Linked DNA regions of Homo sapiens: region 1 is linked to region 2. The links are chromatin loops, found by intact Hi-C in ENCODE. Cell type or tissue: HCT116. All regions are shown on one strand. Each heading gives the region's core, and the rest is flanking DNA. Links, peaks and the distances in the headings are about the cores only.

Region 1 (12,420 bases), core at 1,945-9,944, 370 kb before region 2:
TCGTTGAAAACGGAATAAAGTGCATATTTTATTGAAAACAGAGGGATTAAGTAAGTATATCATTTCCAGAAACAGAAAAAAGAAAGAAGAGGGGGGAAGAGAGAAAGAGACAGAAATCAGAACATGGAAGAAAACTGGAACCCTACTCTAGAAGCTTCAATATCCTCAAAGTAAGAAAAATGGAAGGGAGGAAATAACCAACAGAGTAATTCAAGAAAACTTTCCAGAACAGAGAATAGGAATTGCCAGGCTGAAAGAGCCCCTGTACAGCACGACCTCACTGAAAGGGCATCTGTACAGCAATGTCCCACTTTCTTGGCACCAATTTCCTGTATTAGTCCATTTTCACACTAGTATAAAGAACTACCTGAGACTGGGTAATTTATGAAGAAGAGAGGTTTGACTGACTCACAGTTCTGCAGGTTTAACAGGATGCATGACTGGGAGGCCTCAGGAAACTTACAATCATGGCAGAAGGTGAAGGGGAAGCAGACACCTACTTCACAATGGTGGAGCAGGAGAGAGACAGCACGAAAGGGGAAGTGCCACACACTTTCAAACAACCAGATCTCATGAGAACTTACTATCTCAAGAACAGCAAGGGGGAAGTCTGCCCCCATGATTCAATCACCTCCCACTGACATATGAGGATTACAATTTGAGATGGGATTTGGGTGGGGATACAGAGCCAAACCATAACATATACATACAAAAGTACGCATCAAGGCTGGGCATGGTGGCTCACACTTATAATCTCAGTACTTTGGGAGGCCAAGGTGGGAAGACTGCTAGAGCCCAAGAGTTTGAGACCAACCAGGGCGATATAGTAAGACCTCCTATCTACAAAAAAACTGCCAGCTATTTGAGAGACTGAGCGGGGGAGGACTGCCTGAGCCCGGGAGGCAGAGGTTGCAGTGAGGTGAGATTGAGCCACTGCACTCCAGCCTGGTAGACAAAGCAAGACCCTGTCTCCAAAAAAAAAAAAAAAAGAGTACATGTCAATACTTGCAGTGCTTTCAGTCTTTCCAGTGAGCGACTGAAAACAGGCACAGAGCAGCATGAAAGTTGAGTGGCTTGATACGCATGTTTCCAGCTCAGGTCCAACAAAGCAATGCTCTGCCTCCTTCTTTCAGCTCTCATTTTGTAAACAAGTGTCGTTTTCATGGTCTATTTAGTCCCATGTTTTCACCTTTTTGTGCTGTTTCTTGGTAGTTTCGCTATTTAAATGGCTCCCAAGTGTAGTGCTGAAATGCTGCTAAATATATATAAGATATATGAGATATATATCATGTAACATATATCTCAGATATATGATGTATATATCATATATATCACATAATATATAATATGATATATAATATATATCATATATAATATATCATATGATATATAATATATATTATATATTATATATCATATTATATATTATATATGATATATATATCATATTATATATTATATATATTATATATCATATTATATATTATATATGATATATAATATATATCATATATAATATAATATGTGATGTATTTTAGCAGAAATACACATAAAACAAGGTTACGTATTGATCCATCGAAAAAATGTTATAACCAGAGGCTCAGAGGAACCTCACCCTGAGATTCCTCTAGGAACAGAGGTTCAGTAATTGCTAACTTGGTGTTCATGTAAACTTTATAGAACACAACTAGCGGCTGGGCACGGTGGCTCACGCCTGTAATCCCAGCACTTTGGGAGGTCAAGATGGGTGGATCACTTGAGGTCAGGAGTTCAAAGCCAGCCTGGTCAACATGGTGAAACCCCATCTCTACTAAAAATACAAAAAAATTAGCCAGGCGTGGTGGCAGTGCCTGTAATCCCAGCTACTTGGGAGGCTGAGGCAGGAGAATCACTTGAACCCAGGAGGTGGCGGTTGCAGTGAGATCACGCCATTGCACTCCAGACTGGGTGACGAGACTCTGTCTCAAAAACAACAACAAGAAAAACACAATTAGCACCTATAACAAGAATTAATTACACATACATACATAAAATCACACAATATCATACATTTTCTTTGTAACCTGAGGACACAGTGGTACCTGGGGCCCAGTCCCCGTATCTTATCTGGACTTGGCTGGTCCTGCCCAAGTGATGTCGAAGTTCCTGATCTCGCCTTAAGGAAAAAGGTTCAGCTGATCTCATTTCACCCCATGAGAGTGTCCCCCTCTGACCTGTTCCTGGGAGCTGGAGGTGGGCCAAGTGAAGGGCAGTCCTCTGACTACCCCTGTGCTGGAAATCCAAGCTGGTCCATACAATAACCCTGCTAAACGCTCCATATATGTTGGGTCCTGAGTTTCCAAGGTGCATTTGTGACCTTGCCCAATGATTTCTCCAGACTCTTGGAAACTCGGGGAAGCCGAAGGCAGACTCTGTTCAGCTTCTCTTCTAAGGGCTTCCACCTAATAGTGCAAACTGCTCTTTCCTCACATGGTGAGACCTGGGCTTGCTATTCCATGTTTCATAACTAAACAATATGTGGCTCAGATAGAAATGGATATACTGGGAGTAAACCTGCAGAGAAAGGGAAGAGGATTATCAAAACAAAGATCCAGTTAGTGGATATGGACATGTGGATGAGATGTTCTATTTCTTTTTTTTTTTTTTTTTTTTTGAGACTGAGTTTTGCTCTTGTTGCCCAGGCTGGAGTGCAGTGGTGCGATCTCGACTCACTGCAACCTCTGGCTCCCGGGTCCAAGCGATTCTCCTGCCTCAGCCTTCCTGAGTGGCTGGGATTACAGGCATGTGCCTGGCTAATTTTGTATTTTTAGTGGAGATGGGGTTTCTCCATGTTGGTCAGCCTGGTCTCAAACTCCCGACCTCAGATGATCCACCTGCCTTGGCCTCCGTAAGTGCTGGGATTACAGGCATGAGCACCGCGCCTGGCCGAGATGTTCTATTTCTTAATATGAGTAGTGGATGTGTGGACGTTGGTTTTATTCTCTTTTTACTAGATACATACTTTTGTACACTCTTCTAAATGTTATGACACATTTCACACACATACATAAAAATTCCATTCTCAAAGAAAAGAACTGGCTGGCCATATGTCTTTAAAATGGCAAATATTATTTAGATTTTTTTTAAAAAGACATAAACTTCTTAAAAGAAAATGAGGGCCGGGCGCGGTGGCTCACGCCTGTAATCCCAGCACTTTGGGAGACCAAGGTGGTGGATCACAAGGTCAGAAGATCGAGATCATCCTGCCTAATACGGTGAAACCCTGTCTCTACTAAAAATACAAAAAATTAGCCGGGCATGGTGGCGGGCGCCTGTAGTCCCAGCTACTCGGGAGGCTGAGGCAGGAGAATGGCGTGAACCTGAGAGGCAGAGCTTGCAGTGAGCCGAGATGGCGCCACTGCACTCCAGCCTGGGTGAGAGTGCGAGACTCCATCTCAAAAAAAAAAAAAAAAAAAAAAAGAAAATGAGAATATTTAGTGGGTAAGGCCTTTCTAAGCAATATAAGGAAAGTGAAACTATAAATAGGGGAGGGTGGAGCACACTGTAAATTTGATCATAAATAAGTATAACACTTTAATATTGGCAAAAGGTTCCATAAACAAACTCAAATGACAACAAGTAGGGAGAAATATCGGTAACAAATATAACAATGGGCTCCTAAACATTAAGAAAAAGACCAGTAGGAGGGGAAAAAAAATAGAAAAATAGGAACTGATATGTGACCAGGCATTACTGAAGAGGAAGTATGTCATTCAAATACATGCTTGGTAAATAAAAGAAGTATGCTTAGTTAACAATAATTTATTGTATATTTTCAAATAGCTGGAAGAGAGGATTTTGAATGCTCTTAACACAAATGAGTGATAAATGTTTGAGGTGATAGATAAGCTAATTACCCAGATCTGGTCATTACACACTATATGTATTTACTGAAATATCACTATGGGCTGGGTGTGGTGGCTTATGCCTATAATCCCAGCATTTTGTGAGGCCAAGATGGGAAGACCATTTAAGGCCAGGGTTTGAGAACATCCTGGGAAACATAGTGAGACCTCATCTCTAGTTTATTAAAAAATAAAAATAAAAAAATAAAAAAGCAAAGTATCACCATGTACCCTAGAAATATGTATAATTATCACGTGTCAATTAAAAATAAAAAAAGTTAGGCCAGGCACAGTGGCTCATGCCTGTAATCCCAGCACTTTGGGAGGCCGAGGCAGGTGGATCATCTGAGGTCAGGAGTTCGAGACCATCCTGGCTAACACGGTGAAACCCTGTCTCTACTAAAAATACAAAAAATTAGTTGGGTGTGGTGGTGGGCGCCTGTAGTCCCAGCTACTCAGGAGGCTGAGGGAGGAGAATGGCATGACCCCAATAGGCGGAGCTTGCAGTGAGCTGAGATCGTGCCACTGCACTCCAGCCTGGGAGACAGTGTGAGACTCTGTCTCAAAAAAAAAATAAATAAATAAATAAAAAAGCAAAATATCACCATGTACGTACCCTAGAAATACGTATAATTATGATGTGTCAATTAAAAATAAAAATTTAGGCCAGGCACGGCGGCTCATGCCTGTAATGCCAGCACTTTGGGAGGCTGAGGCGGGTGGATCTTGTGAGGTCAGGAGTTCAAGACCAGCCTGGCCAACGTGGTGAAACCCTGTCTCTACTAAAAATACAGAAATTAGCTGGGCACGGTGGCAGGTGCCCGTAATCCCAGCTACTTGGGAGGCTGAGGCAGAAGAATCACTTGAACCTGGGAGGCGGAGGCTGGAGTGAGCTGAATCCCAGCTACTTGAGAGGCTGAGGCAGGAGAATCACTTGAATCCGGGAGGCGGAGGTTGCAGTGAGCTGAAATTGTGCCACTGCACTCCAGCCTGGGCGACAAGAGTGAAACTCCATCTCAAAAATAAATAAATAAATAAATAAATAGGCCTACAGTCCTCCAAAATTTTCAGTGTCATTCATAAAAAGGCCTAGTTCAAGCAAGACTCATGAAAATCTCAAGATAGAAGACTGAGGCATGACCGGTAATATAAAGGGTAAGCAAACAATCCTACGAATCACAACTGGCTTCATTCTCAGTTAAGACAGACCCTGTGCCCACCTGCCCCCCTCCAAAAAATTCAGTTGTTCTCACACTCTGCAAGAGTTCTAGCTTAGGCACCACCCACAGGTCAGAATATACTGCAGTCCTCCCAACCCAAAGTTTTGCTTTCTCTTTTTTTTTATTATTATTTTTTTTTGAGATGGAGTCTTGCTCTGTCGCCCAGGCTGGAGTGCAGTGGCGCGATCTCGGCTCACTGCAAACTCCACCTCCTGGGTTCACGCCATTCTCCTGCCTCAGCCTCCAGAGTAGCTGGGACTACAAGGTGCCCGCCACCATGCCTGCCTAATTTTTTGTACTTTTAGTAGAGGCAGGTTTTCACCATGTTAGCCAGGATAGTCTCAATCTCCTGACATCGTGATCTGCCCGCCTTGGCCTCCCAAAGTGCTGGGATTACAGGTGTGAGCCACCACGCCCCGCCCCAAAGTTTTGCTTTCTGAGGTTTCAGTTATCCGTGGTCAACAGTGGTCTGAAAATATTAAATGGAAAATTCCAGAGACAAACAATTCATAAGTTTTAAACTACCTACTGTTTTGAATAGTGTGATGACATCATGCACTGTCCCACTCGGAGGTGAATCATCCCTTTGCTTGGCGTATCTGTGCTGTATACCTGCCCACTAGTCACTTAGCAGCTGGTTATCAGATGAATAACAGGATACATAGGGTTCAGTACTATCCACAGGTTCAGGCATCCACTGGGTGGTCTTGGAAAAATGTCCCCCCTCAGATAAAGGGTGACTACTGTAAGGCAGAACCAGGGCCTTTACCCTATGCTAACCCTTTTTAGCTTCCTCACACAATTACATGCTTGCTACATCTTCTTTCATTTGCCCAGTTATCTTGGGCCTGTAAGGTCCTGTACTTGACCCTATTTTATATATGTTTTTATTAGTGACTTAGAAAATGACAGTAGGCCAGGTGTGGTAGCTCACGCCTGTAATCCTAGGCAGGAGGATTCCTAGAGCCCAGGAGTTTGAGATCCACCTGGGTAACATCGGGAGACCCGGTTTCTATTTAAAACAAACAAACAAAAAATTAAAAATAAAAAAAATAAAATGACAGCAAACATTTATAAGCTTGTGCATAAAACAAACAGTTAAAATACTAGATGACAGAACAGAGATTGAAGCGAGGCAAACGGGTATGTAAAACAAGACTTATTTTTTTTTTTGAGACGGAGTCTCACTCTGTCGCCCAGGCTGGAGTGCACTGGCACGATCTTGGCTCACTGCAAGCTATGCCTCCAGGGTTTGCACCATTCTCCTGCCTCAGCCTCCCGAGTAGCTAGGACTACAGGTGCCCGCCACCACGCCTGGCTAATTTTTTTTTTCTTTTTTTTAGTAGAGACGGGGTTTCACCGTGTTAGCCAGAATGGTCTCAATCTCCTGACCTCGTTATCTGCCCGCCTTGGCCTCCCAAAGTGCTGGGATTACAGGCGTGAGCCACCGCGCCCGGCCAACAAGATGAATTTTAAAAGGACTTCGTACAAAGTTTTGCCTTTGGATAAAACAATTCATGTGATAAGAAATCCTGGATTAATTAACTAAGCAAAACCTTAGCGTCAATATTAGCCCAAGATGAGATGCAGTTGCTAAAAATGCCAGCAAATAAACAAGCAAGCTTAGATTGCATTAATAACCATACAAGATTCATAACTGTGATATATCTACAACATTTTACTCTGCCAGACCATATGTGAAGAACTACATTCAGTTCTGTGTGTCTTGTTTTAAAATGGGAAACAAGTACAGTAGTATATATAGTTATATAGTTAGTATATATAGTATATAGACAGAATGGCAAAGTATCTAGAAACTACACCAAGAGAAATTACTAAAGGACAAAATGGGCTGTTCAGCAAAAGAGCTGGGAACAGGCAACACTGAGGGGATGCCACAGCTCCATACAGAGCTATCACAAAGAGGCAGTACACTCAGTTCTCTGTAGCTACTAAGGTCAAAACCAGGAGACACTAAATGCAACCTGGTATCCTGGATCCCACACAGAAAAGGGATATTAGTGAAAAAAAAAAAACACAGTTAAGACCTCAATAAAGTCAGGAGCTTTATTAGTAATAATGTACTAGTGTTGGTTTCTTAGTTTTGCCAAATGTACCAATGTAATGCAAACTATTAACATTAGGAAAAACCAGGTAAGGAATATATGGGAAGTCTCTATACTACCTTTGCAACTTTTCTGTAAATCAAAAATTATCCCAAAATAAAAGTTTATTTTTAAAAAGTAAGCTAACAAGGAGGCAGGTGGTTCAAAGGATGATTCTCTGATGGTACAGTGAATGCTCTGTCAATGCATGCGTTATGGTCAAAGATTAAAAGACAAACTGAAATGCTTTTGAAAGGGTTTCTGCATATTTCATAGGACACTGGTACCATCTAAACTGGAGGTTAAATGAATTTAGTAGGGCCATTAATATTTATACTGGAGACTGAAAACCAGAATGTAAAGAACAAAGCTAACTGAAGTAGATCCATCACTACTAGGAAAGTAACAATTTTGTATTTGCAATAATGTTATTAATATAATCAATTCTTCTACCTGTTTTGAGGAGGATGCCAAAGCCTACCATGGTTAGGTCAATGAAGGACTGCATATATGATGGTGGTCCCACAAGTTTATTTTTACTGATACCTTTTTTATGTTTAGGTATGTTTAGAACCACAAATAGCATTGTGTTATAACTGCCTACAGTATTGAGTACAGCAACATATTATGCAGGTTTCTAGCTTAGATAAACAACAAGCTATCCATATAGCCTAGGTGTACAGTAGGGGTTTGTGTTAGTACACTATGATATTCACACGATTATGAAATTGTTTAACAATGGATCTCAGAATGTATCTATGTTGCTAGGCAACATGTGATCGTGTGTTTTTCAAACTACAGGTTGTAACTCAGTAAAATAAATTTAGTCACTATCACTCTCAACTGGGAGGTATCACCCACACAGGACATTCTGGAACTGTATGGGGGCTATTTTTTGGTCATCACAATGATTAGGGGCTCTACTGGCATTTATTGAGGAAAAGTGCCAAAGATGCTAGGCATTTTGCAATGCACAGAAAATGCAATAAAGAATTGTTCAGCATCCCAACAGGATTTTCTAAACCTCCTACCAGACATTCAAGAAGGAAACTAAAAACCCAAAACTTTAAAATTATGTAAGGCTGGGGGCCAGGTGCAGTGACTCACACCTGTAATCCCAGCACTTTGGGAGGCTAGGGCAGGCAGCTCACTTGAGGTCAGGAGTTCGAGACCAGCCTGGCCAACATGGTGAGACCCTGTCTCTACCAAAAAATACAAAAATTAGCTGGGCATGGTGGTATACGCCTGTAGTCACAGCTACTCAGGAGGCTGAGGTGGAAGAATCACTTGAACCTGGGAGGCAGAGGTTTCAGTGAGCCAAGATCACGCCACTGCACTCCAGCCTGGGTGACAGACAGAGACCCTGTCTCAAAAAAATGAAAAAATTAATTAATTAATTAATTAAAATAAAATTATATAAGGCTGGGAGTAGTGGCTCACACCTGTAATTCCAGCACTTTGGGAAGTGGAGCAGGAAGATCACTTGAGACCAGGAGTTTAAGACCAGCCTGGGCAATAGTGAGACCCCATCCCTACAAAAAAAAGACAAAAAAGAAAAAAAAAGAAAACCCACAAAACAAAACAAAACAAACCCAAAACTTTAGCTGGGCATGGCGGCACTTATCTGTAGCCCTACCTACTCAGGATGCTGAGGTGGGAGGATTGCTTGAGCCCAGGAGTGCAAAGCTGCAGTGAGCTATGATCGTGCCACTACACTCCAGCCTGGGCAACAAAGCAAGACCCTGACTCTTAAAAAAAAAAAAAAAAAAAAAGTAAAATTATCTAAGCATAATACCTAATTCAATTTTTTAACCTTAACACAGAATATTATTCACAGTTTTAGTAAACACTTACTTTCTAGTATGTCACTATTACACAAATATTGTTTTGCTTCATTTAGGATTTACCAAAGACTGTTTAACATTCCAGAAAACTGGATGACAAAGCTGTTTGTAGCTGACTTTCCAGTACACTGTACCTGATCAGACTGCTTTCGGAGCTATAACTTCCAAATATGAAATAGAGACTGAAGAGATTTATTTCCAAACATTATCAAATTACAAGGGGCTTATGAAACACAGGGTTCTTGCTAGATTTTATTGAGATTAAAAAATATATTTCATAGCTGGGCGCAGTGGCTTACGGCTGTAATCCCAGCACTTTGGGAGGTTGAGATGGGCGGATCACGAGGTCAGGAGATCGAGACCATCCTGGCTAACACGGTGAAACCCCGTCTCTACTAAAAACACGAAATTAGCTGGGCATGGTAGCGGGCACCTGTAGTCCCAGCTACTCGGGAGGCTGAGGCAGGAGAATGGCGTGAACCTGGGAAGCGGAGCTTGCAGTGAGCCGAGACTGTGCCACTGCACTCCAGCCTGGGTGACTCCATCTCAAAAAAAATCAATATCGTCTTAGTTATATTTAATTTTTTATGACACAATAGGTAGAAATCTATGTTGTAAAAATTAAATATTGAACTTATTTATTTTGAGGTTGCTATTATTTTTCTTTTTTTTTTAATGTCCCCTGAAGTCTACCACACATCTATTCCTGTTTCTTTTTCTAATCTATCCTTTATTACTCATTGCCTATTAAGGAGTATTTTCTCCAGGGGACATTTAAGTACTAGGGGCTGAATGTAAATGCCACCAGGTTTTCTGTGAGATTTCCTCACTTCCTTGTCTCCTGTCAGGGCCTCTAACTGGGAATTATTTTGACACTATAATTAGGTCAAACTCACTAGTGACTATGTGATACTATTTTTATTTTTCCATGTGGAAAGTATGTAATTTGTCTTATGTTATCCCTACATCAAACAAAATTATTTCCCCCTTTCTCTTATATGCAAATAATTCTGCTTTTACTCATTCTAACAGTTTTCATTCTGGTATCTACCCATATCTATAAATAGTATAGGAAAATGAAAGTTCTTCTGATCTTATTTCTTTTAAGTCCAACTTATTTATTGTAAGTAGGTATAGGTACTCAGTTATTTCACTGTAACGTCAGATTCTAATGTAGTTAAAGACTCACCTATTAACCTTACTTCAGGATAATCAATAGGCATTAAATTATTTGTTATAAAAAATAAATGAGGCCGGGTGTGGTGGCTCACGCCTGTAATCCCAACACTTTGAGAGGCCGAGGCAGGCAGATCACGAATTCAGGAGTTCAAGACCAGCCTGGCCAACATGGTGAAACCGTGTCTCTACTTAAAAAATACAAAAATTAGCCGGGTGTGTTGGCGGGCACCTGTAATCCCAGCTACTTGGGAGGCTGAGGCAGAAGAATTGCTTCAACCCGGGAGGCTGAGGTGGCAGTGAGCAGAGATCACGCCACTGCACTCCAGCCTGGGCGACAGAGCAAGACTCTGTCTCAGATATATAAATAAATAAATAAGAGGCCAGGCGCAGTGGCTCATGCCTGTAATCCCAGCACTTTGGGATTACTCCAGCCTGGGTGACAGAGCAAGACTACGTCTTGGATGGATGGATGGATGGATGGATGGGTGGGTGGATGGATGGATGGGTGGGTGGGTGGGTGGGTGGACAGATAGGTAGGTAGATAGACAGACAGACAGATAGATAGATAGATAGATAGATAGATAGATAGATAGATAGATAGATAGGTAAGAGGCCCAGCACAGTGGGTCATAGCTGTAATCCCAGCACTTTGGGAGTCCGAGTTGGGTGGATCACTTGAGGTCAGGAGTTCAAGACCAGCCTGACCAACATGGTGAAACCCTGTCTCTACTAAAAATACAAAAAAAAAAAAAATTAATTGGGCGGGGTGGTACACGCCTGTAATCCCAGCTACTTGGGAGGCTGAGGCAGGAAAACAGCTTGAACCCAAGAGGCAGAGGTTGCAGTGAACCGGGATCACGTATCACTGCACTCCAGCCTGGGTGACAGAGCAAGACTCTGTCTCAAATAAGTAAGTAAGTAAGTAAGTAAATAAATAAATAAATAAATAAATAAGGCGTTGGCTCTGACAGGGTTGAGAATTATTAATTTAGTGGATCTTAACCAGAACTTCTTAAAAACAGAAAAGAATTAGAAATTATCAGACTATACTGCAAATCAGGTATTATTTTATAAAGTGTTTGTTTCCATTATGTATGTGTTTTCTGGGTGCTATAAATATGTATTATAGGCTGGCCATGGTGGCTCATGCCTATAATCCCAGCAGTTTGGGAGGCCAAAGCGGGTGGATCACCTGAGGTCAGGAGTTTGAGACCAGCCTGGCTAACATGGTGAAACCCTGTTTCTACTAAAAATACAAAAAAAATCAGCCGGGCATGGTGGCGTGCACCTGTAATCCCAGCTACTCGGGAGGCTGAGGCAGGAGAAGTGCTTGAACCTGGGAGGCAGAGGTTGCAGTGAGCCAAAATCACACCACTGCACTCCAGCTTGGGCAACAAGAGAGAAACTCCGTCTCAAAAATAAATAAATAAATAAGTAAAATGTACTTTTTGGCTGGGCACGGGGGCTTATGCCTGTAATCCCAGCACTATGGGAGTCCGAGGTGGGCAGATCACTTGAGGTCAGGAGTTCAAGACCAGCCTGGCCAACATGGAGAAACCCTGTCTCTACTAAAAATACAAAAAACAATAGCTGGGTGTGGTGATGCACACCTGTAATCCCAGCTACTCGGGAGGCCGAGGCATGAGAACACTTGAATCCAGGAGGCGGACGTTGCAGTGAGCCAGGATTGCACCGCTGCTCTCCAGCCTGGGTGACAAAGTGAGATTCCATCTCAAAAAAAAAAAAAAAAAAAAAAAAGAAAATGTATTTTTTGCTGTAAGTCAACATCAAATTAGTATGCAAGGCACTGCTAAGTGCTCCCTCAACCCCAAGGCCTTTCAACCCTTATAGATGAGGCACAATAACTGAACAGACACCACTCAACAATTTTACAAGGTACCTCATGCTCCTTGCCTCCTTCAGAAAGGTCTCCTCCCTTCCTGAGATCTGTGTCCTACTCTGTGATCCATTTCCTAATATGATGCCTTCCTCTTAAGAGGAGACCATGGGGAGTGAGGGGTAAGAAATATATGCCTTCTTCAAGTCCTCAATTGCTTTTTCACCTTTTCGGTCTTAAAAGCAAACAAAAGAATCATGGGCATGGTAACCGCCTTTTTAGATATGATGAAATCCAGAAAGCAAAAAGGAAAGGCAGAGGATATGTCTATAATAAAAATGAGTATCTTTT
Region 2 (8,000 bases), core at 1-8,000:
ACCAGTGCTGCCCATTGTGACCAGATCTCCAAAGGTCAACACAGAGTGGTAGAGACTTGGTCCCAACCTTCACTGCCATCAGCTTCTGAATATGAAATCCCTTCTCTAGAGACATGCTAATAAGGGGCTAAAACAAATTTTAAATAACAGGACCACTCAGTGTCTTCATCTGGCACCATATTCCTTGGATTTTCTAGTCCAGTGAGCTCTGGAGAGCCAAGGTCCCCTTGGGCTCCCCAGGATTCCTCCCTAACATTTTTAGCATCTCCTTCCTAAAATGTAACATTCTGTGAGTTAATGACAAATTTAAGGATTGCTACCTTGAAAGTCGATTGCCCAGTGCCTTACCTTTGCCGCTTTGGCGTTCCTAATGGTAATGAGTTGCTGCGCGATGACGGACAGAACTTCTATGTCAATTCGATTAAATTCATCAAAGCAGCACCAGGCCCCTGACTGTGCCAAGCCACTGAAGAAGCGCCCCATCATCTGAAATCAAAATAAAGCAGTTCAACTTTGTATTGTGTAGTTCAGCTCCTTCAAAAATTAAATTCTGAGCTGAAATATTAAAGAAAAAAGAGGTGGTATCTGCAAATAAGCAATAGTTTTATGTGAATACTGGTCTATGTCAGAAGTAAACACTTTTCTACAAGAGGAAATATGTTTTTGAGTCTCTCTAAGTGATTTGAATCTGTTTTATTTTTAAACAAAATGACAATCTGACCAATTTTCCTTCTTGTTTATAACCTCCACTCACCTCTGCAAATACTTGACAGATTCTCAAATAGTTTAACACATGGAACATACAAACTTAAGAACTTTAAAAAAACTTGAAAAATTTTACTAATGGAAGCTTTCATTGTCTTTAGAAGGTATTCTACATGGCAGACACACACAAGGACTACTGAGCAGAAGGCATAGCTGTGCAGATTATAGTAGTGATTCTTAATTTCTTCTACAGCAGAATCCTAATGGTGGAGGAAAATAAGAATGTACCATCTAAAGTGTGGCATTTCTTTTGGGCACTTGAGATATTGGTTAAGCATGTATATAAATCTTGCATTATACCATATATCTATCTCTTTAGTAATAGAACTAGTGGTTTTAAATTTCAAGGTGGTCAACTGAACACATACTACTTCCCCCCTTCCTCCGATTCCCACAAATCACAGAAAGGCTGATAGATCTGTGTGCATATCTCTCTCCTTTTCTGTGACCACACTTATACCTGTACCTGCTTGATAAAAACATAATGGAAAGGGAAGCCAGCAGGAAGAAGGTTTTGAAAAAAAAAAAGCTGGAATATGGAAAGCATAGGGAAACAGACTGTTCAACTGAGAAGGGAGAATTGCAGCCCCAAAACAGAGGGAGAGGAGTAATGCCCATCATGAGGTCTCTAAGAAACTCCAAACCCAATATCAATATACACAAGTTGCAATTCATGCAACATGAATACATACATGCAGCAAAGCAGACACAGGCCCTAGAGAAATATTTGGAAATGAGGCAAAGATCCACACTTGGAATGATTGGGTTTATGGGTCCTTCCTCTCTCTGTTCTCCCTTCCTCTCACCCCAAGCAGACTAAACAGGGCTCTTGAGATTTTAGTGCTGAGATCCCCACCAGGCTAAAATGAAGGACTGCCTCATAAGCAAAGGGGGAGATCTGCCTTGGGGAGATATTAATATTAGGAGATACTGGGAGACGATATTAGGCTTGGGAGATAAGGAAAGCAGAGACAAGGAGAGAAAGATGGTTCCAGACTTCCACTTCAGTCGCCGAGATTCAAAAATAATAAAAGAAAGTGAAACCCACTGAAATGTACTACTTTAGAAGGAAAATCCTTATTATTTGGCATTCGATGTGGGCTTTCTCACTTACTGGCTGCTCCGTGTGCATACATTCTATGAAGAAGCCTGCTGGCCACACATTCTATACTTCCACAGAGCTCTTGGTAGTTCTTTCATTCAAGGAAGGGGCATTTGGGGGAAACAAGCTGTTTACACTAATTAAATTAGTCCTTCATCTATACTTATGAACCAATAGGTGAAGATTCAAGAAAGAGAAAGAATGAGAAGAATAAACTAACGGGCAACTTTGGAGAAAGTGGAGATAATTTAGGGAACAGAAAGTAATTTTACAAAATTGAAATGGAATCCTCAGAGAGATCTGGGAGGGAAACACATTCCTAAAATAAAACAAGATACTCTAAAAAAAGGGATTAGTCAGAGATAAGAAACAGTCCCTGGAAATTAGTAATAATATAGACAAGGTAAGAGAAGTTGAATGAATGCATGGAATGATAGCATGGACAGGACTAAAGACTAAGTTGGTGTTCTGTACAACAAAGCTGCAGAATGCTTCCATATTGTAGAGGAATGGTCTTCATACTTAGCATACATGTAAGTCCTGGCATACGTGGAGACTTCCCAAGGGATACTTTTGAACAGTTTTAAAGGAAGTAACAAAGAAAATTCCAGATCTTGATCTGTGACACAGACTCTTTGCTAATATTTTTCTCTTTGAGAACATGTCTGTGGTCATGGTGGTTCTTCATTTCCGTTTGCTCTTCAAAAATGACCCTCTTTCTCTGCCACTCCTGGCTCTGCAGTTTGTGCCTGGCTGAGGAGGAGAGTGGGGGGTTTGAAATCCAGCCCTGACACGGCTGGTGACTTGGTGAACGCGTGCCACAGGTGTAGAGGCTCAGCAGATGATACTGGCAGCCTTGCTCTTATCCAAACCAGATCTTACTGTGGTGCATTGCCCCAGGATGCAAAAACCTCCAGGGTGCCAAACAAAGGAGCAGTTCCAAATATTGATCATGAACGCAGGAATGCTTGCAATGACTGACTGGTTAACAAATACTTTTTCAAGTCAGGTGATCTCCAATTCTTTGTTTTCAACAAAAGTGAAGGACAGGGTCAATGCCTACAGGCCAAAGATAACCAGGACATACCTGTAGTCAGACGCAATTGGGTTTACCACTTGTTCCAACAAGGGAGACCACACTCTGTGGGGAACCAAGGTTTCTCTTGGTAAAAGGATATTAGGAGGACTTGTCATAGGATTTGGGCTTATGTTAGAAAATTCTGGGGAAGGGTCAGTGAAGAAGGGTTTTGCTCTATTAGTTTTTAAGAGCTACTATAACAAATTGCCATAAACTGAAGGGCTTAAAGCAGCAGAAAATTATTCTCTCACAGTTCTAGAGGCTAGAAGTCTGAAATAAAGGTATCAACAAAGCCATGCTCATTCTGAAGGCTCTTGGGGGTAGGATTCTTTCTTGCCTCTTGGTAGCTTCTAGTGGTTGCCGGCAACCCTTGGGATTCCTTGGCTTCTTGTACTGCATCACTCTGATCTCCACCTCCTGTGTATCTTCACTTGGCTGCCTTCTCTCTGTGTATCTATATCTACATTTTTCTCTTCTTACAAAGGCACTAGTTAGTTATTGGATTAGGGCCTGTAGAATTCCAGTATGGCCTCATTTTAAACATCTGAGTCTTTATAAATGTAAAGGCCCAAATTAGGTAACATTCACAGATATTAGGCATGAGGACTTGAACATATTTTGAGGGGACACAATTCAATCCACAACACTGTGGATTAGGTGCTGGTAGGAAGCAGGGGCAAGTTTATGATGGATATAATAATAACATTATACAGGAGGCTGAGGCTGTCATTGGTAAAGGTGAAGCAGTTACACAGCTTAGCCTGGAGAGGGGGATATTAGATTATTTTTTGTGGTTTGGACAGCATTCTTGTGTGTTTTCAGACACGATTATGGCATCTCATTCCATAATGGATGCATCGTGACCTGGTCTGTAGTTGGTGGTCTGTGAAATTGTTTGTGTTCAACCGGAGAAGCAAATAGTCTGAGTCAGGTCGGCTCTCAGCGGAGAGCAGTCAGGGGCTATTTTGTTTTGTTTTGTTTTGTTTTTCAGAGACGAATTGTGTAGCAATTAATTGACCATTAGAAATAAGTTTTGGTGTTATTTCTATCATTTTATTTTGTGATGATTTCTACTTTAAAAAAACTTTTTATTTTGAAAAATTTCAAACATACACAAGAGGTGAAAGAAGGTATATGCCACCCAGCTTAAAATTACCAACATTCTATTTTCAAAATACTCTCCAACATTTTTTGTTGTTATTTTAAAGCAAACCCTAGACATCATATTGTTTCACAATAAACTCTGTAACACATAAGAACCCCAAATTACCCAAATCAATACTGCTAACCTACCCAAAGAAAAACCCATTACTTAATATCTTGTTCAATTGTCCTCAATGGTACTGATATTATCCTTTTACAATTGGTTTGTTCCGACAAAGATACAAGCAAGGTACAAACATTGCATTTGGTTACTGTGTCTCTTAAATCTCTTTAAATTTATAGCAGTTCCCTGAATCCTCTCTCTTTTATGCAATTTATTTTTGAAGGTCTGTAAGTTATTTTCCCTATAGAATTCCCCTGATTCCATATTTAGCTGATTGTATTCTTGTGGTGTTAACATGGTCCTTTATCTCATACACCTGTACTTCTTGAAAACTGGTATTTAAATCTAGAGACTCCATTAGATTCATTAGGTTGAAGTTTAATTTTTTTTTGAACAGGAATAATTCATAGCTTGTATATCATAACAGGAGATATGTATTTTTTGATTGTCAAAGTTGTGATCGATGGATTACTAGTCTGATTCGTCCATTATAAATTTTCCAATTAGTCTTTAGTGGTTTTAGCAATGATGGCCATTGCTAGATATATTGTTTTTTGAAGGTTGCAAAATAGTAATTTCTAATGTTATCATCCCTTCTGCATTTATTAGTTGTGATTATTCTATAAAAATTTTTCCTCATCAACTTTTTTATTACCCCAAAAAACAGTCCACAGAAAAGGCAGGATAAATACTTAATTCTTTTTCTTTATCAATTTTTCAAATAAGTTGTTTCCCTGGAAACCTCTAAGGTAATCAATGAGTTTTTTGTTTTACATTTTTTGGTTAATCATTGTATATTCATGAATTTAAAAATGTTTTATGTGTTTTGATCCATTCCAGTTATTATTATCATTCTTGCATTGTCCCATCTTTGGTCAATGAGATCCTCTTTAGTAACATTCTGATTATTGATATGGTCACATCAATTTTTGGTATTTTGTTGTGGCTATTTCAGATAGGACAGGATGTTGCAGGCTCATTTTATGCATTTCCTGCCCCAGACCTAGAACCAGCTCTGGTTACTTTCAGTAGGAAAAGGTACTTAAGACCACAGTCTGGGTACTAGAGGTGATCACTATTTTTAGGCTGTCAATGTCCCTTTTTAGAGGACAGAACTAAGAGATAATACCTAACTGAGAGAAGAAATCAGTATCAATAACATATTAAAAACACTATTAATCAATTTAAAAAAGCATAAGCAAGCCAAGAGAACATGGAGAAAAGATGTAAATAGGTATTTCACAGATGAGAAATCCTACAGTATAAACATTTGAAAAGACATTCAACCTCATTAGTAACCAGGAGAATACAATGGGATACCATTTCATACTCCTCAGACTGACAACAGTTATGGAACCTGACAGCATGGGCAAGGATGTGGAGCATAGGCAGCTCTTATACATTTGCAGGGGGAGTATAAATTACCACAATCACGGAAGAAGCATTTGTCCTTATTGAGTCAATATGATACGTATATGTACCTTGAGACCAACTCCTATATTCCAAGCCAAATAAACCAGGCACCCATTCACCTGGAGATCTGTGTAATAATGCTTATTGCAGCATTGCTTACAGTAGCAAATACTATATTAGAAACAACCCAAATACCTATCAGAAAGAGAATGGATGAAAAAAATCATAAAAACAGAGCAGTGAAAACGAATTAAAAAAATAGAGCTATAGTATTAGCCTGGATGAATCTCATAGACAAAGTGCTCAGTGGAAAAACCAAAATGTAGAATGTAGCACACAGAATGATACTACGTTTTAAATTTAGGACCACACACACACATATGCACACATGTGAATAATAACCCCCAAATTCAGAATAGAAGTTACCCCTGGTGAAGAGAGACAGAGGATTTCAAGTGCGCTGGTAACATTTTATCTCTTAGCTGGGAGGTGGCTAAGTAGATATTCATTATTTTATTCTTCATATCTTTTTATGTTTCTAAATTTGCATATAATATGTATTTTTTTTTAAAATGGGAGAGAACATTTGACTTGAATCAAAGGACGTGTTCAAATTCTTTCTCTGACATTTTCTAGTGGTGACTGCTGGCGAGTTACTTCACTGCTCCAAATCTCACTCCCATCTGTGCAGTGATGACAACACCTATCACAGAGGAATGCTGGGAAGGTAAATCAGATAATATGCCTTCTGCTGAGTCTAAACACAAAGTCTCAACCCAGTGCTTGAATATTTCATTTGCTTTTTGTAGAAAGGAAGAGCTTCAAAGTAGACCAAATCCTGAGGAAAACTTTAGGGCAAAAGAGTTCCTGGAGAAGCAGGAACTAGGTCTTGGGAAAGGTAGTGCATCTGACCAAGGATCTGTAGTGTAACCTCCTCCTGCCCAAATCTCTCCTCTCTCTTATGAAGTTGTCAGGAACCGGAAAAAGCAGGTAGAGAAAACAGGAAAAGGGGACTGGTCAGAGCCCTGGGGAACATCCACACATGAAGGGACATTTAAGGCAGAAAATAACAGCCCTTGGAGACAATCTTGTTTTGCTTAGAAATCTTATGTTGCAGAAACCGTTAGAGGATACCATTCCTCTTTCTCTGGAAACTGCTTACCACATCTAGCTCTCAACAGCCATCCATGCCTGTATGAATCAGACTATACCCCCTTCTTCTGGCTATTGCTCACGAATCTAGGGGTGATCACTTGAACCCACTTTGCCAATTAGAATCCTACTTTCAAAAGTTGAAATGTGACCTTGCTGTTTTCTTGGCGAGGTTCTAGAGAGAAGGCTCTAAAGTTCTCAATGCCAAGGAGTTGGCTGCCCTAGTTCCTACTCAGCCTGAGTCATGCTCACCTCTTCTCTGGATTCCATGAGATATCCCACTATCTCAGTAACCTTTCAATAAGTTTATTTATTTTTATTGTTGCTTAAAATATAAAATAAGTGTGTTTATGTGTTTAGCAATCTAAACAAATACAAGAAAATTAGCAACAAGCAAGAGAAAATATGAGGGTAAGAGAAGTGGAGAACAGAAGTAGGAGGCCCAGAGCAGAGAACAGAGACATAATGATAAGCAAAGAAGCAATAAAATGAGGTCTCACTAGGCTGACAAAAGACATATTTTTCTCATTAAAGAGTTCCCCAAAATGACAAACCAAATGAATAAAGAAAATTATTTCATCTAGACACATCCTGGTAGATTTTCATAATACCGAGGATCAAGAGAAAATCCTATAAGCTGCCACAGACAGAGAGGAAGCAAAATATTATTAAACCTCCAAAATGTATTAAGCCATGATCAGTTTTATCATTAGCAAAATGCACACTAGAATACAATGAAGTGAGGCCTTCAAAGTCAGGTGAGAAAATCATTTTAAACCTATAATTCCACCCTCTACAAATTATCAATCAAGTATGATGACTCAGTAAAGACAGAATATTTATAAACTTGAATGGGAAAAAAATTGCTCAAGGAAGTATTCCAACAAAATTAAAATGAAACATAAGAAAGACGCAAAACTGAAATACAAAAAACAGTGGCAGCTGAATCTACTCTAGAACAGTGGTCCTGAAATCTGAGTGTGCATCAGAATCACCTGGAAGTTTGTTTCAAAAAAGCCTCTTGTTGCTGTGCTCTAGCTCCAAAGTTCTGATTAAGTAGGTCTGAGGTGGGGCTTTATAATTTGCATTTCCAACAAGTTGTCAGGTGATGCTAATGCTGTTGGTTCAGGGTTCACGCTCTCAGAACCACGGTCTCAAAGTGGACCAGTATCGATTTGCACCACCTTGGCGGATGTCAGAAATGCATAATTTCAGGCCCCACC

What was found. A loop is a pair of places that touch in the nucleus more often than their neighbours do. Peaks named below come from ENCODE experiments on the same cell type or tissue, not always from the same donor. Only the 100,000 strongest peaks of a DNase experiment are listed, where the experiment ranks them.
Region 1: it touches region 2 in a loop (9-fold over the local background); 2 of 110 quality-filtered maps call a loop at or near these places.

What each region holds. Positions count from the first base shown.
Region 1 is chr2:84,997,335-85,009,754 of GRCh38, reverse strand. The region is part of intron 1 of KCMF1 (potassium channel modulatory factor 1); the gene reads right to left. Among named protein-coding and RNA genes, the nearest start is that of KCMF1, 32 kb to the right of the region's middle. RefSeq lists an enhancer at 481-530. In HCT116, for the core only: no CTCF peak of the experiment used is centred there; a DNase peak (open chromatin) is centred at 5,694.
Region 2 is chr2:84,626,990-84,634,989 of GRCh38, reverse strand. DNAH6 (dynein axonemal heavy chain 6) reads right to left here. Exons shown (of 77, transcript NM_001370.2): 30 at 349-486. Among named protein-coding and RNA genes, the nearest start is that of DNAH6, 110 kb to the right of the region's middle. In HCT116, for the core only: a CTCF peak has its summit at 3,689; a DNase peak (open chromatin) is centred at 3,719.